Regions from separate parts of the Homo sapiens genome. Here all the other regions are linked to region 3. Evidence: chromatin loops called from intact Hi-C (ENCODE). Cell type or tissue: PC-9. All regions are shown on one strand. Each heading gives the region's core, and the rest is flanking DNA. Links, peaks and the distances in the headings are about the cores only.

What was found. A loop is a pair of places that touch in the nucleus more often than their neighbours do. Peaks named below come from ENCODE experiments on the same cell type or tissue, not always from the same donor. Only the 100,000 strongest peaks of a DNase experiment are listed, where the experiment ranks them.
Region 1: it touches region 3 in a loop (8-fold over the local background); 2 of 110 quality-filtered maps call a loop at or near these places.
Region 2: a loop joins it to region 3, with 5 times the contacts of the local background. A loop is called at or near these places in 5 of 110 quality-filtered maps.

What each region holds. Positions count from the first base shown.
Region 1 is chr6:137,999,321-138,004,204 of GRCh38, reverse strand. No RefSeq gene overlaps it. Among named protein-coding and RNA genes, the nearest start is that of SIMALR, 56 kb to the right of the region's middle. In PC-9, for the core only: CTCF peaks have their summits at 2,060 and 2,260 (motif pointing left); DNase peaks (open chromatin) are centred at 2,254 and 3,094; H3K27ac peaks cover 390 bases.
Region 2 is chr6:140,460,277-140,465,160 of GRCh38, reverse strand. No RefSeq gene overlaps it. Among named protein-coding and RNA genes, the nearest start is that of MIR4465, 220 kb to the left of the region's middle. In PC-9, for the core only: no CTCF peak of the experiment used is centred there; a DNase peak (open chromatin) is centred at 2,210; H3K4me3 peaks cover 834 bases; H3K27ac peaks cover 2,500 bases.
Region 3 is chr6:139,367,202-139,372,085 of GRCh38, reverse strand. CITED2 (Cbp/p300 interacting transactivator with Glu/Asp rich carboxy-terminal domain 2) reads left to right here. Exons shown (of 2, transcript NM_006079.5): 2 at 1-279. Among named protein-coding and RNA genes, the nearest start is that of CITED2, 5.0 kb to the left of the region's middle. RefSeq lists an enhancer at 2,449-3,267. In PC-9, for the core only: CTCF peaks have their summits at 2,210 and 2,417 (motif pointing left); DNase peaks (open chromatin) are centred at 1,875, 2,395 and 2,885; H3K4me3 peaks cover 453 bases; H3K27ac peaks cover 851 bases.

The DNA of each region.
Region 1 (4,884 bases), core at 890-3,389, 1.4 Mb after region 3:
TTTTGATGCATTGCTCTCCAGGGGCAATCAATGCCTTCCCAGTGGCCCCATTCAATGGAATTTTATGTAGAAAGGATTTCATTCTTACATTCCCACCCCAAATTTCAGAACAAATTCACTCATTCATTTTTGAACCCTTGTGACGATGAGGCACGGTTGGTCACCTGTGTTTCTTAAAGTTCTGAAGGATAAATACTTAATATTTGAAGGTATCTGGGTCCGTATTTGCTGAATACAGCATAAATCTGAAGTTATAGAAAGAACAGCTCAACTACTGGTGAGCCCAGAATCTGATTCATAGTTTTTAAAATGATTAACCCCACACCCTTCCCTGCCCTAGCTGGCCAGGAGCAAACCATCCTTTAGGGAGGTATAATTTAAGGGAACATGCTTCATATTAAGGAATATGCCATAGATTCATCTAAATGCCCTCGGTGAGATATAATGTGTTTAAATACTGTTTTAAATGCAGTCTGATTTATACGTTTGCATGATTTGTAAAACTCTGAAATTTTGCTAATACCCTCTAATAAACAGTAAAGATCATTGTAAAAAGTAGGTCTGAATTCTTCCAAAGTCTCATTAATTATATGACCCTTTGAGAAGATATGAACCACCTGGGAGCAGAGTGCAACTTTTGTGTAAATGTGATCTATTGAGATAGCTACATTATGAAATGTCTGAACTTTTTTGGAAATATAAATAGGTTGGTATGGCTTTCCTTCAGTATCCACGGGGGATTGGTTCTGGGCCAATCCACGCCAACTTTGCATCCAGGCTACCTCCTCCGTACCAAAATCCTCAGATGCTCAAGTCCCTGATATAAAATGGCATTGTGTAGCACTGCGTGGCACATTGTATCTCAATTTTGCGCTCTCTGTAGGAAAGTAGGCTCCCAGAAGTGCTGGAGAACACTATTGCTATAAAGTAGCTTAAAAAAAAAGATTTAAAAAAAATTTTTGAGACAGGCTCCCACTCTGTAGCTCAGGCTAGAGTAGCAATGGCATGATCATGGCTCACTGAAGCCTTGAACTCCTGGGCTCAAGTGATCCTCCTGCCTCCTAAAATAGCATTTTAAAGTGAAATGAGGTTGGGATTGGTGGCTCATGCCTATAATCCCAGCACTTTAGGATACTGAGGTGGGAGGATACCTGGAGCCCTGGGGTTCCAGACCAGCCTGGGCAACATAGCAAAAAAAAAAAAAAAAAAAAAAAAAAAAAAAATTAGCTGGGTATGAGCGTGGGCACCTGTAGTCCCAGCTACTGGGGAGGTCTAGGTGACACTCTTGAGGTGTCAAGGGTGATTGCGCCACTGTAATCCAGCATGGGCAACAGAGCAAGACTCTGTCTCAAAATAGATAAAAATAAAAAAGCAAGGAAATGGAACAATTACCATCACATCAAGGACATTTTAAGATAGCCAATGCCATTTACATGTTTCAGATCCACTAAGTAACTTCGCATCTGTATTTCACTCTGCTGTACTCTCAGCAGTCACCAGAGCCCCTTGGCTCTTCAGTTTTACACTGTGCTGCTCTTCTCTGCACCATTCTTAAATTAAAAATGTATTGGGCATGGGGCCAGGCGCGGTGGCTCACACCTATAAATCCCAGCATTTTGGGAGGCCTAGGCGGGAAGGTCACATGAGGTCAGGAGTTCAAGGCCAGCCTGGCCAACATGGTGAAACTCCGTCTCTACTAAAAATAAAAAATTAGCCAAGCGTGGTGGTGGGCGCCTGTAATCTCAGCTACTTGGGAGGCTGAGGCAGGAGAATCGCTTGAACCCCAGGAGGGAAGGAGGCAGTGAGCCGAGATGGCACCACTCCACTCCGGTCTGGGTGACAGGTTGAGACCCTGTCTCAAAAAAAAAAAAAAAAAAAATTATTGGACACTACTATATTTAGCTAGGAGCTGGAGAAATATGCAAAGAGGAATGGAATCTACCCTCAAGGAGCTATAGTTTAGCTTGGACTATAAGACATTTGTAGGTGAGTAGCTAGCTGTCACAGGACGTTATTGTCAGGAAGAGATCACCATTGAGAATTGCTTCCTCTTAAAATTTGAATAAAAGGACCAGATTATGGAATATAAAAAAGGCATTTTTAAAAGATGATGAAAATAATGCACAGGTGAACAAATTACAACGTACTTTTCTCTTTAGCAACTGCACCCTACCCACAGCCTATTTTATGTCCTGGAAACTTACTTTGATTCAACTAGTTTTACGCATTGATAGAAATCTGCTGTATTCTGGTGCCCCCTGGAGGCAGTCTACCGCTAGGCCGACGAGAAAAAAAAAATCCAGAGAAAGCCTTTCAACTACAACTGGAGCAACTATATTTTGTTCAACAAATCCCCCCCTTTTTTTTCAATATGGAATTCTGATCTGGGTTTGTTAAACTAGAATTTGTCTAAAGCACAGATTTTCCAAGAGAGTAGGGTTGAGCAGAAGAGAACATGCTCGGCATTAAAGAATATGTTGTGTCTTCTTCTAAATGCACTTGGGCGGATACTATATGCTTAAATACAGTTTCACACACAATATAATTGTTTACATTTGTATAATTTGTGAAATTGAAATATTTATGATACATTCTAAAATGTAACAAAATTTACTTGTTAAATGAATAAATGAATGAATGAATTGCCATGCTTTGGTGTTCAATTAGATAAATTGATCTTATTTTCTCTCTCTCTTTTTTTTATTCCCTTCTTGGAAGCCCTTCCATCACAGAGACTTTTAATGCAGTTGTTGAACTTAGTCAATGTTCATAGAGGGATAGAGAGGAAATGGGATTGTGGTATAATTTTTCTCTAGGAAAATGTGTACAGTCCTTTGCAAACGACTATTAACTTGTAAATCAGGTTGAAAGCTACTCTTGCCCTCAGAGACTTCCTTTAATGGAATAATACATAATGCTCACATTAATTTTAAACAAAGTGATTTTATTTTCTGGAATAAACACAGAGCCTCAAATTCATTAGCTGGTTTGAAATTTCAGGATCCCAAATGTACTCTGCTTTAAATCAAGAAAACCCCTCAGGCTTCTTTCTGGAGAGGAAGTGGAGCTTAACAAATACCTATGTCACAATAATGTCATCAACTTCAACTTTGTTATGTATTGAAGACATTAAATTTGGTTTTCCAAGATGGTGGGAAAATCAATGTTTTGGCTTATTAAATATTCTGGTTAATAGAAAGCTATTACATTAAACACATATGGTTTACCAATTATTTTCAAAGAATCAGAACACAACAAATAAAATCAGTAGTATATTAAGTATAATTAATTTTTTTTGATGACTGTAGAATTCACTTCAGCATCTTTTATTGCCTTGGTAATCATGGTGAACATTAAAATGCAAGTCTAGGAGGTTGTACTGAAGGCTCAGTTGGGAGTTATGGTGATATGAGATTTAGCAATTGAAGTCAGCTATTCTACAAAGGGAAAAATTATAAATAAAGGTATTTATAAGAGTTGTTATATTAGCGATAATTACCACTATAAAGCTATACCTAAGAAATACTTAAAATAAGATATTTTTCACTGCTCTCTACTGTGTTTGTATGTGTGTGTGTGTGTATTCGTTTAAAGCTGTATCTAAATTTTGATGGTAAATGTCTAACCCTGGGAAGAGGAAGGACAACTTTTTTTTTCTTTAAAAAGAGGGGTAGAGTCTGGGCGCGCGGTGGCTCATGCTTGTAATCTCAGCACTTTGGGAGGCTGAGATGGGCAGATCATGTGAGGTCAGGAGTTCAAGACCAGCCTGGCCAACATGGTGAAACCCCGTCTCTACTAAAATACAAAAATTAGCCAGGTGTGGTGGCGTGAGCCTGTAGTCCCAACCACTCTGGAGGCTGAGGCAGGAGAATTGCTTGAGCCCGGGAGGCAGAGGTTGCAGCGAGCACCGAGATCACACCACTGCACTGCAGCCTGGGCAACAGTGTAAGACTCCGTCTCCAAAAAAAAAAAAAAAAGGGTTAGAAAGAGGGAGAACTAAACTGATATGGTTTGAATATATGTCCCCGTGAAATCTCAGGTTGAATTGTGATCCCTAATGTTGGAGGCGGGGCCTGGTGGGAGGTGTTTGAGTAATGGGGGCAGATCCATCATGTCTTGTTGCTATGAGTGGGTTCTCAGGAAGTCTGATTGTTTAGAAATGTGTTCATACTTTCTCTCTTGCACTTTCTGTCTTTCTCTCCCTCTCCCCTACACTCCCTCTCACCACGTGGGATGCCTGCCCCTCCTTCGCCTTCTGCCATAATTGTAAGCTACCTGAGGTTTCCCCAGAAGCCAAATAGATGCCAGAACCATGCTTCCTGTGCAGCTTGCAGAATCGTGAGCCAATTAAACCTCTTTTCTTTATAAATTACCCAGTCTCAGATATTTCTTCATAGCAATGCAAGAATGGCCTATTGTATATACCTAATCAGACAGTACTCATTTTTTAACAACATGCCTTTATCGAGTATTTGCAAAGTATTCATCCTTAGTTCATATAGAAGCTTTTGCCACTCATTATTTTGATTACATAATATTTAATTAAAATACAAAATTACAATAACAAATACAAATGTCATAAACATATTTGAGACCAGACACAAGTGATTCTTAGTAAAAATCCCAGGGAACTTGAGGGAGCAGCAGGTCTGGTGCTCCCTGGAGGCCTCCTGCAGGGAGTTGGCAGCGTGGCCAGTCTACAGGATTCTGGAGAAAATAAGGATCAGCGGGTTAGCAAGATTCTACCGTAAAAATGGCTGTAAGCCCCAAATGGCCATAGGCAACCACTCTTAATACTTTGGTAGGCACGTCTGTATGTATTTATGATTTTTTGTTTGCTTGTTTGTTTTTGTTTTTGAGAAGGAGTCTTGCTCTGTCGCCCAG
Region 2 (4,884 bases), core at 890-3,389, 1.1 Mb before region 3:
CCTCCCAAATATTATAATTATAACACCCATTTTAACAGCATATTTCAGGGTTAGTGTTTAGTAATCAGTAACTGTTATGATTATTCAAAAACTTTTTCTTATTCAAATAAGGGAATTGATTGATATCGAAGGAAAAGATAAAATATAGTAAACATTTAGAGGAAATATAGCTGTACACACACTAGATAATCAGTAACCGGACTATGTGAAATTTAATAGAAGACAGTCCCTGAGTTCAGAATAGTATGTGATTTGAAGGTTGTCAGCAATATTTCGTAACAGCCAAGCAGAATTCAGGAATGAATAAAGTGTACACTGAAGAAAACCAATGTAATTTTCCCATTATACACAAACCTATTTAGACCATCACCTAACAGTCTTCTTCTCTGTGACTTAACATAGTTGGGTACAACATGAATAGGGTATCCAGGAGAGCAGTCAAATTGATACAAAGTCTAGATTGAAAGGTTTAGCTAAGGAAGTTTATAGTAATTATTTGGTCCCCAGTGACATTTCCAAGGATGGTGGTAGCAGACTTTGAGTGAGATTTTGAAGGACGGTGATAACAGGCTTCAAGGAAATGCAGGAATATTATTGTTCATATGCTGATGACCATTTCTGTTGATAAAAGAGCAAGGGAAAAAAGTCTAAGGGTATGGCAGGAAGAACTTAGATTAGATGATGCAGAATGAAGATTACTCATGAAATGCCATTTTCTGGGATATCAAGATAATGCATATTATGATATCTAAAACTGATTATGGTAATGCTGCCATGAAACAAAGGAAGAAAATTAACAATTTTCTGAGGTCATTTCAAGTTCTGAAGAAAATATATGAGTGTTCACGTGTGTCTTCATAAATATTCATATTCCATATATATGTAAATATATAGTATACTTACTGAAAACCTTATTTAACATAAAAATTATTCTTCTAAATTTTAATGTAAGGATGTTATATTTAAAAATTAAACTGAATTTCTGATGACAGGGTATTAAGCTCTAAAATATATCTTATGACATTATTGCCCTTATGGCAAAAAAGAAAGAAAATATGCCCTCATTGCTGTTAAGGAAAGTATGTTCATTACCAGTGACTTCCCAGAAGAGAGTAACCATTTCTGATTTTGTTTTTCCTTTCCATTATAGTATCTAGTTAAAATGGTGCAAGTAATATATAAATTTGTTTCTGTTATAATCCTTGTGAATCATTTTAGATCTTTATTACGGTATAATTCTTTCATTTACTTTAAACAGAATGTTTAAATTGTCTTCAGCAGTGTCATTTCCAATAAACTGAAGAACTCCAATTCTAAAAATTTTAAAGAGTCAATTTCACTATTTTAAAAAGCCATACTCTCTGTCCTGCTTTCCCCCACATGGAAGACATGGAAAATCATTAGCAATGTTACTGTTTATTTGCAATCCTACAATTTTTTAGTGCATTCTACTTTACCTCAAAACTGAACCTCAGTTTTCAATCACTGAGTAATACATATGTAGAGAGATTCATTCTGTTGCTAAGGACATAATCCAATCAGTGTAATGATTTTTGAGAAAGAAGTAAGCTAGTTTTGTTTACATCTCACTTCCATAGAGCATAAAATAGCAGAGGACTTTCCGGGTAGATGAACACCCTGGAGGTACTAGAGTGGGATGCAGCAGGCAGGACAGGCTGGGTTCACCGCATAAAGAGAAAAGTCTGTCTTAATTTGTACTTTCCCCTCAGGCTTCAAATCCATTTAAAAAATGGACTGAAGCAATAACAAAAGGGATTTGCACCCCAATAAAATCACCCCTTTGAATGACAGCTTGGCTGCTTAGGGAAAATTTACCATAATTCAACTGATTCTATAATGAGGGAGAAGCAAATGTAAACTCAACTACCTGGACCCAGCCATTGAACTTAGATAATTATTTCCCAATCAAAAAAGAACATCCTGTTTTTCTTTGGCATGCTCTGGTGTCTGTTAGTTTTGCTTTTTATAGCTTTAGTTGAAATTTCATAATCACAGAGTTCAAATACAGAACACATTTGAGTCAGTTCTCTGGAACAATATCATTCCCTTAGAGCTCTCCTTTTTCAAAAGAAACAACAACAACAAAAATTCCCAGGCCTTTATTAGACTCTGTGCTTCCCCTGTTCCTGTGTATAAAACTCTCTGCTCTAAGGATCTATGCTATTAAAGCAAAGCCCGAGGCTAAATTCAACAGGGAAGTGAGTGGAAGGAGCAGGTGAGCTCACCTAGATTACCGGTTTAGCAAGTTTACTGGAGAATTTAAAGGGAAAAAAAAGTAGAAGGAAAAACACTTGGGATTCAGCAAAAGCCAAAATGAGTTAGGACCAAATCTGTTGTGAAGGGATGTGTATTTTTAAAGGAAATGTAGTCCATGTTTCTGACTCACTTACAATGACCTTATCAAAATGTCATGTAATGAAAGTTATTTAGGGTCCAATAATCCTTTTGAGCATCTAAATAGCATTTCAAAACATTTTTTTCTAGTTTGATTACAAATGAACTCAAATTCCAAAAATTCCATCAAGGTCAGTAAAATTCTCAAGAGTCATCATATTGAAACAGAATTTAAATGCTGCAATTTTTTCTTTCTATCCTGAGTCATTAAAATGGTTATGGGATGTTTAATTCAGTTGGAGACTTTGGATTGCATAATTATAGACAATCAAACGAAAATCAAGAAAAAGCTCCTAGGAATAGACTTTTTTAAGTGATTTTGCACATTTATTATTCATTGTAAAAAGCTTACCAAAAAGTCTTCTAACTTTCTTTCTCTACAACATAATAGTAGTTTCCTAATGTTTCCCTGGGAATTAGAAGGAGTTTGGCATAAGATACTCTAATGTTGTACTGAAGTCCTAAAGTTCACACATTTTCATGTTCTAGATCATTTATATTAGTCTGCTGAGAAACACAGAAGGTCAGAGATGGAGGTTATTGTGATAATTTAGTCCAAACCCTGAGCACTGAAATGGGAAATTGCAATTTTCTGCCCAAGGGGACATTAATATTTGGTGGCAGAACTAGTCTGTACTGACTAAAAGATTTCCCAAATACTTCCTAAACTACTGAACGCATAACTTTCTGTAACATGTTCTTTTTTTTTTTTTTTTTTTTTTGGTGAGATGGAGTCTTGCTCTGTCGCCTAGGCTGGAGTGCAGTGGGTGCAGTGACAATTGTGACACTGAAACCTCTGCCTTCCAGGTTCAAATGATTCTCTTACCTCAGCCTCCTGAGTAGCTGGGATTACAGGTGCCTGCCACCATGCCCGGCTTATTTTTGCATTTTTAATGGAGATGGGGTTTCACCATGTTGGTCAGGCTGGTCTCAAACTCCTGACCTCAGATGATCCACCCGCCTCGGCCTCCCAAAGTGCTGGGATTACAGGTGTGAGCCACCATGCCTGGCCTCATTTCTCTTTTTGAGGATTGTAAAAATCTGCTGACAGCATGGCCAATAATCTAGGGTGACTGTCTAGCCCACAACATGACTATGTCTTGCTTAGACTACTATAATTTTCTTACAACAGCTTCTTTGCCTCACTCCTGCTTCTCTGCAGTCTGTTGTCCACTCAGCAGTAAGAGTGACCCTATAGATCTTTTTATTCCCCTGTTTAAAACCACTCATCAACCATTAACTGGTTTTCCAACACATTTTGACTAAAGTCGTCATTCTGACCTGCAATATCTTGTAATGATCTAGATCTTGGTACATTAACTGATACCCTATCACTTTATCACTTGCTGACAGTGCTCTCATCATACTGCTCCTCTTCACGTTCCCAGAGTAACCAATCACATTTGAACTTGTGCTCCTTTTGCATGAAATAATATTCCCTCAGATATCCACATGACCCACTTTCATTCACATCTCTGCTCAATGTCACCTCCCCGGAGAGATGTTTCCTCTTTTTCCTACCTAAAAAACATTTCCTTACTCTCTCTGCCGTTGTTTTGTCTATTTTTTCTTTCTGGAACTCAACACTGTCTGATAGCATATCTACATCTTTTTTACTATTGGTGTATTATCTATCTTAGTTACTAAAATATGAATATATGAAGAAAGAGACATTTTCCCCTAGCACATTGAACAGATTTCTGGGAGAGACTGATGCTCTGATGGTATATGGTTCCAATCTCAACAACTCCATTATCATGTTTCTTTAGTTAGCTTTGTAAGTTTATTAACTTTCAAATTCTGTTACACAAAATATCTTGTGGCAATGTATGTATTAGTCATTATCAAAAAGAGCTACAGTTGCTCCTCAGATCTCTAGCAATTGGGGGCAGTGCCGTTAACCTTGAAAAGCAGAGGATTTCTAGGCTCTGAGTGCATAATTGTAATGATTTTTGGTTAGTTAACCCAGAAGACACAAACGATCAAACTGCAAAACAGTAAGACAAGGTGTTTATTGGGGTCTTAGGAACTGCAATTTGAGAGACGCAGTTCAGCTAGATGCCAAATCAAGTTTTGAAGAGAGAAAGGGGAATAGGGATTTTTTAAAAGGATGCCAATAATAATTACACAAGTTGTTTTGAAAGAAATGTCGTTGGTGGAGGTGGCTGGCTTAGTATATAAGTCCATAGTTCATTGGTTGTCACTTTTCAGGAGTTGCACTGCTGGTAAAATTTAGCTGTTCCAGAATGTTGTGATCATGGCCATTTGGCCCAGTTCAGAGGTTCAAGTCAAGTCCTTCATTTGCAAGTCCATAGGTCAAGCAGGAAGTCCTTCTCAGAATGGTTATCTGAAAGCCTTTTAGAGCTCTGAACCAGAGTGATGTCATTTGGTATATCACATTTCACAGGTATCACAAAAGGTTAAGAGAGAAAAATGGGAGTAATGATGGAGATGTCATGCTATCAAAAG
Region 3 (4,884 bases), core at 1,430-3,929:
ATAATGCTTCATTGTTATCATTGTAACATGCCTCTTGGTGTGCTTTAATCAAAAGCTGCAAAGTTGTCACTGCTTTTTTTTTTTTCTTAATTGCCATCATATCAAGTGTACTCCAGAGTTAGAAAGGTTTGCAATACTCAACATTATCTTTTTCAATGGGCAGGAGGCAAAAAAAATCAAGTGTTTCTGTTTATACCTGATTCAACTACTTAAATAGAGGTAGATTGGAATAATACACTGATTGATTGATGGGTGGCATTAAATATAAATCTACCTTTATCTCCAGTGATGAGAGTTTTATTTCTCAGCAAAAGTGCCAAGGATAGGTACATATTTTCTAGCGTAATCTCTGAAACAGTGTCTGACTGGTTTATAGTTCTGAGAAAGATGAGGCAGAATTCCACTTTGAGGCTTTTGTCCTATAATATTTAAAATGTACTCAGGTTGACTCAAAGGTCAAATTACAGTCTTTACAAGATGTTCCCTCTTAAGCATGCCCTGTTTTCCTGAATTCTGAGTTTTCCTGTTGCATGCATGGGATGCAAATCACCTGAAAATTATACTTTAATTTTACCTGGATAGATGTCTTATCAAGAAGACCATAGCTACAACTAAGTGGGTATCAAGTTTTGCCTTATATAATCAAGCAAAGGAAAAAGTAATATTGTGAAAATCTCAAATTATCCCAGGTGGAAGGAGAAGGAATTTTGTTTTTCATGTTTTCATGGCTTATCTTATGTTTATAAGAGCAACACACCTACCTTCAAGAAAAAATACAGACTTTTGTACGCAACTTACTAGGGGAAGTAAAAAATGTAGGTTGAGGAAAATCTTATAAATAATGCTTTAAAAGAACATTTCATTTAGACTCCGATTCTCATCTTAAATTCCATATTTTATAAGAAATCAGGAGGAGCGGATATTTAGAAGTGTTATGAGAGAGTAAGTTGGGCATAAAGGCTGCTTTAAGTATAATTCAGATCACCTGCATTTTATAATTTTATTTCCAAGGTAGGCCATGTAAAATTAAAATGCACACACTCCACTGGGTTTTTTATATACCTCTATAATTGACACTTTCTTCTTTAAAATTATGTTCAAATAAATATACTGAATCATCCAAAACTCTTTTTACCCTACTTTAAAAGCTGATCCAGATTTCCACATTAATAGTTAAAGCTGAAGTTTTCTTCAGCTAAGACATGTCAATACTAAATCTGCAATCAGCAATGAATCTTTCTGGCTAAGCATTTTCACAGTAAGTTTTTCTTTCTCTCTCTCTCTTTTTTTTTTCCAGAGGCTTAAGTGAAAAAATATGTTTGCATACATATTAATACAGCAACTCCAATCCTTTTTCACTAGTGCCAGGAAAAAAGGAAAGTGATTAAATGCATTTTTTTTTTTTTTTTTGCATAAAGAAGCCAAAGAATTGTCTTGCCACCACCCTTCACCATTTATTCTGCCAGGGAATAAGCCACAACACCTGCTCTGTCACTAAATTCCTCCTGCTGCTCAAACGCCGGAACACGTATGTGGAGATGCAGAGCCCAAGGAACTATTATTAGATCTTGAGCCCATCCCTACCAGAACAGAGGACTCAAACAGAGGAGCTGGGCTAAAAAGCACAATTTGTCTTCAGTACAAATACAAACGCTCCCGCACCCCAGTTCACTTGAGTGATCTCTGTTTCATTAAAAACTCTTTCTTGATCAACAATTGAGCAGATTCTACATGATATCTGCAGGTCTCTTAAGCAGAGAAAAATAACTCCTTGTTTCAACAACCTGATTAATGAAACCTGTACAGTGACCTAGATCACCCGGCTACTGGCAGACATTTGCAAAACCTTTTGTGGTCTTGCTTCCTACTAAGTTGCTTATAGCATATGGGGAAATTTGACCTCTGTACCTTGGCTGTTTGTCAAAAAGTTCTAATATGATACAAGAGAGCTTCTGTTCTTTAAGCTTTGCCCAAAAATAGACACTCCATGCTTGATTTTCAAGAAGAGATCAATGATAAGCTGCAGTGCAACCTCATAGCTACATGTCAGAAAAATAAGTCCACATTAATAAAAACGTATACTTCTGTCTTGTGCCTGATAAAATCCTCGTGACAGTATCTTTGCGGGAGCTGATAAAGACGTTAGAGCTATGGATGGGTCTTTGAAGAACAGTTACCTAATCACCACTGTTTATGGGGTGCTGGGCTAGAGCACTAGTAGCAGAAGGCTGACATCTATTGTGAAGTTTATGGTCTCCATGACTTTTACTACTGTAAACGCCTGGGATGGCTATAAATTGATGTCAACATTAAAGGCCAGATCCTTTAGAGAAAAATATTAATCCACTAATCTATTATGGGTGGCCAGCTTTGCAATAAAAACTTTGCAGCCCCGGACCATTAGGTGTTTTCGCCCCCTTGTGGAATTTATTTAGAAGGTCAATGAAAAGCTGTTTCCTCAAGAGCTTTTTCGCTTTTTTGTTTGTTTTGTTGCCATTTCTGAAGACTTTGTTTTCTTCTTTGAGCAAACAGCACATATTCGAGCAACACATTTTTTAAATCAAAGAAGATTCCAAAATAAACATCCTTTATAAAATAAGAATATTTTACTTACCAAAAACCTTAACCTATGATTAAGTGTGCATAATTGAGATTTGCCTCATATTTGAAAATATGCATTACCTAAGGGGTTTTCTTTTAAAAGTGTAAGGAGCAGTGGTTTGGGCTGATGCTTTAGCCTGCAAACTGAGGGGATGGCAAACCCTCAGCGCCTCCACAACAGGACTGTTGATTTGCAGTAAGGGTAAATAACAATGCATTTGACGGTATGAGGTTGGAAAGGTGGAGGGAAATATCCAGGAATGCAGAATGCAATTATCCACATTGGAATGTGACCAAGCCACCAGCCCTAATCTTGTGAAAGGACTGCAGGATCTTTAATGAGGATGAGTGTTGCTGTCTAATTGAGTCAGTAAAATTTACTTTAAAATAAACTGGGCAGATAACATTGTCTCCAAAAAATAAATAAATTTAGAATTCAAGGAATTTAAGACCCATGCCATTGGCAATTTTTTCCTCTGCAGTGGAAATGTTTTGCTAGCATGAAAGCAGCAGTACACCTCTTCAGAAATGCATGCTTCAGAGATGGTATTTATCATTTTGGGACTGCACCACTATCATCAAAATCAGCGCTCCCAGGCAGGTTGAGGCTGAGCCTCCAGAAGAGAACAATAGGTAGCACATCAAATGACTCAGCCAGTGAACCCCTATTATCATGGGCTCTGTTTGTCTTCTCCCCCTAGAATAGAAGGAACAATGGCAATGTCAGAATTTTAATTGCAATGGACTGGCTTAAATTACTTGACCTATTTTTATGCAGCAAGGAGAAAAATGATTCTTTTTTTTTCCTGGTAGCCATACTTTTAATTTAAACTGGAAAAGGAAATATAAGAATATTTTCCATCAAATAACATACTGCTGATAATTTTAGTTTGCCTTGTAGTGAGACCTACCTATATTTTAAAAAAATATTAAAACATCTGAAATAAAGAACTTCTTCCCTTCCCAGGAAGAAATTAAACTCATAAGTAATGCAGTAATGCTAAAGAGTGAGAAAATATTCTAAGAGCGGCTGGCGTGAATTTCTATCATATTTTGATATTTATACACAATGAAAGAAAAGCTATGATAAGTAAGAGTCTGTTGTGTTGAGGAACTGAATCCATGATCCTTGGGAAAGAGAAACTATCAGACCGACCTCTTCCATACTGTCTATGAACAAATAATGACTTTTTAGCGGCTGGATTCTTATCAGTTACTTCCTTCCCCTAGAGGAGCACTAAATGAAGCAGCCCCAGGAGGCAGTTAGTGGTGCTTTTTGAGAATTCAGCTTGGCTAAATCAGGACTTGCAGAGTGAGCAAAAAGCACATGAAAGAAAGATGGACGGTGAATATTATTACTTGCTTTATATGTTATTAGTTTTCATTAGGCTGAACTAATCTGAAAGATTAGTGAGGCAGGGGCACAACCAGGGGTGAGGACTGTGGTTCACGGAATTCTTGGAATTTTCCCATGGTATCACCATTGTGCTCAGCCCTGAAATCCCTCCCTTTCTTCCCTCTACAGTAGAGTGGTTACTTGATTACATTTTGGGTTGCTGAACAAAGCCGACAGGGGAATCTGTCTCCTGAGGAGCCTGTAGCAAGGCAAGGTTAGCGTGGTGCGCATTGCAGGAGATATGCAAATAGGCGAGTGGCTTTTGAAAAGTTAATAGTGCCCAAAGAATTCTGCCTGTCCATTCCTGAAAGCTGAGTGGGGAGCAAAATTAAGGCTTGAGTGCAAGTCAAACTAGCACAAAATCAGGAAAAGTCAGCCAACTCCAGATTGTCAGTACTGTTTTTATGAACACATGCTACAGTGAAGGAAATGGGATTGGAGGCTATTGAGGTCTTTTCTCTTTGGGTTTTCCTATGGATTGGTATAACATTTGGCCTTGTGATTTCCTTAGTCACTAGGCCACAGAATTTTATTGTTGTTAGTGGTGGTGGTTTATTCTCGTAACCCACTGGGTTTGGGGTTTGGTTTGGGTTCCGTTGGGTTTTTTGCTTCATGACAGTTGCTATCTCCTTAAAGCACATATAGTATACTTCAATTGTGCATACACATTCTTAGATCACCTTGTAAATATGGCCCCGTTGCATGTATTTTGGATAACTCTTGAAAGGAGGATAAGCAAGATGATGACCAGTTTCATACATCTCTCTTCACCCTATGTGTTTAGCAAACATAAGGACGATGAGGCCAGTAGGTGAAAAATGATTGAACTGACTGTTATGTTCCTAATATGAACTTAAATATCTAAATGTTTCTAAGATCCCCTTCTG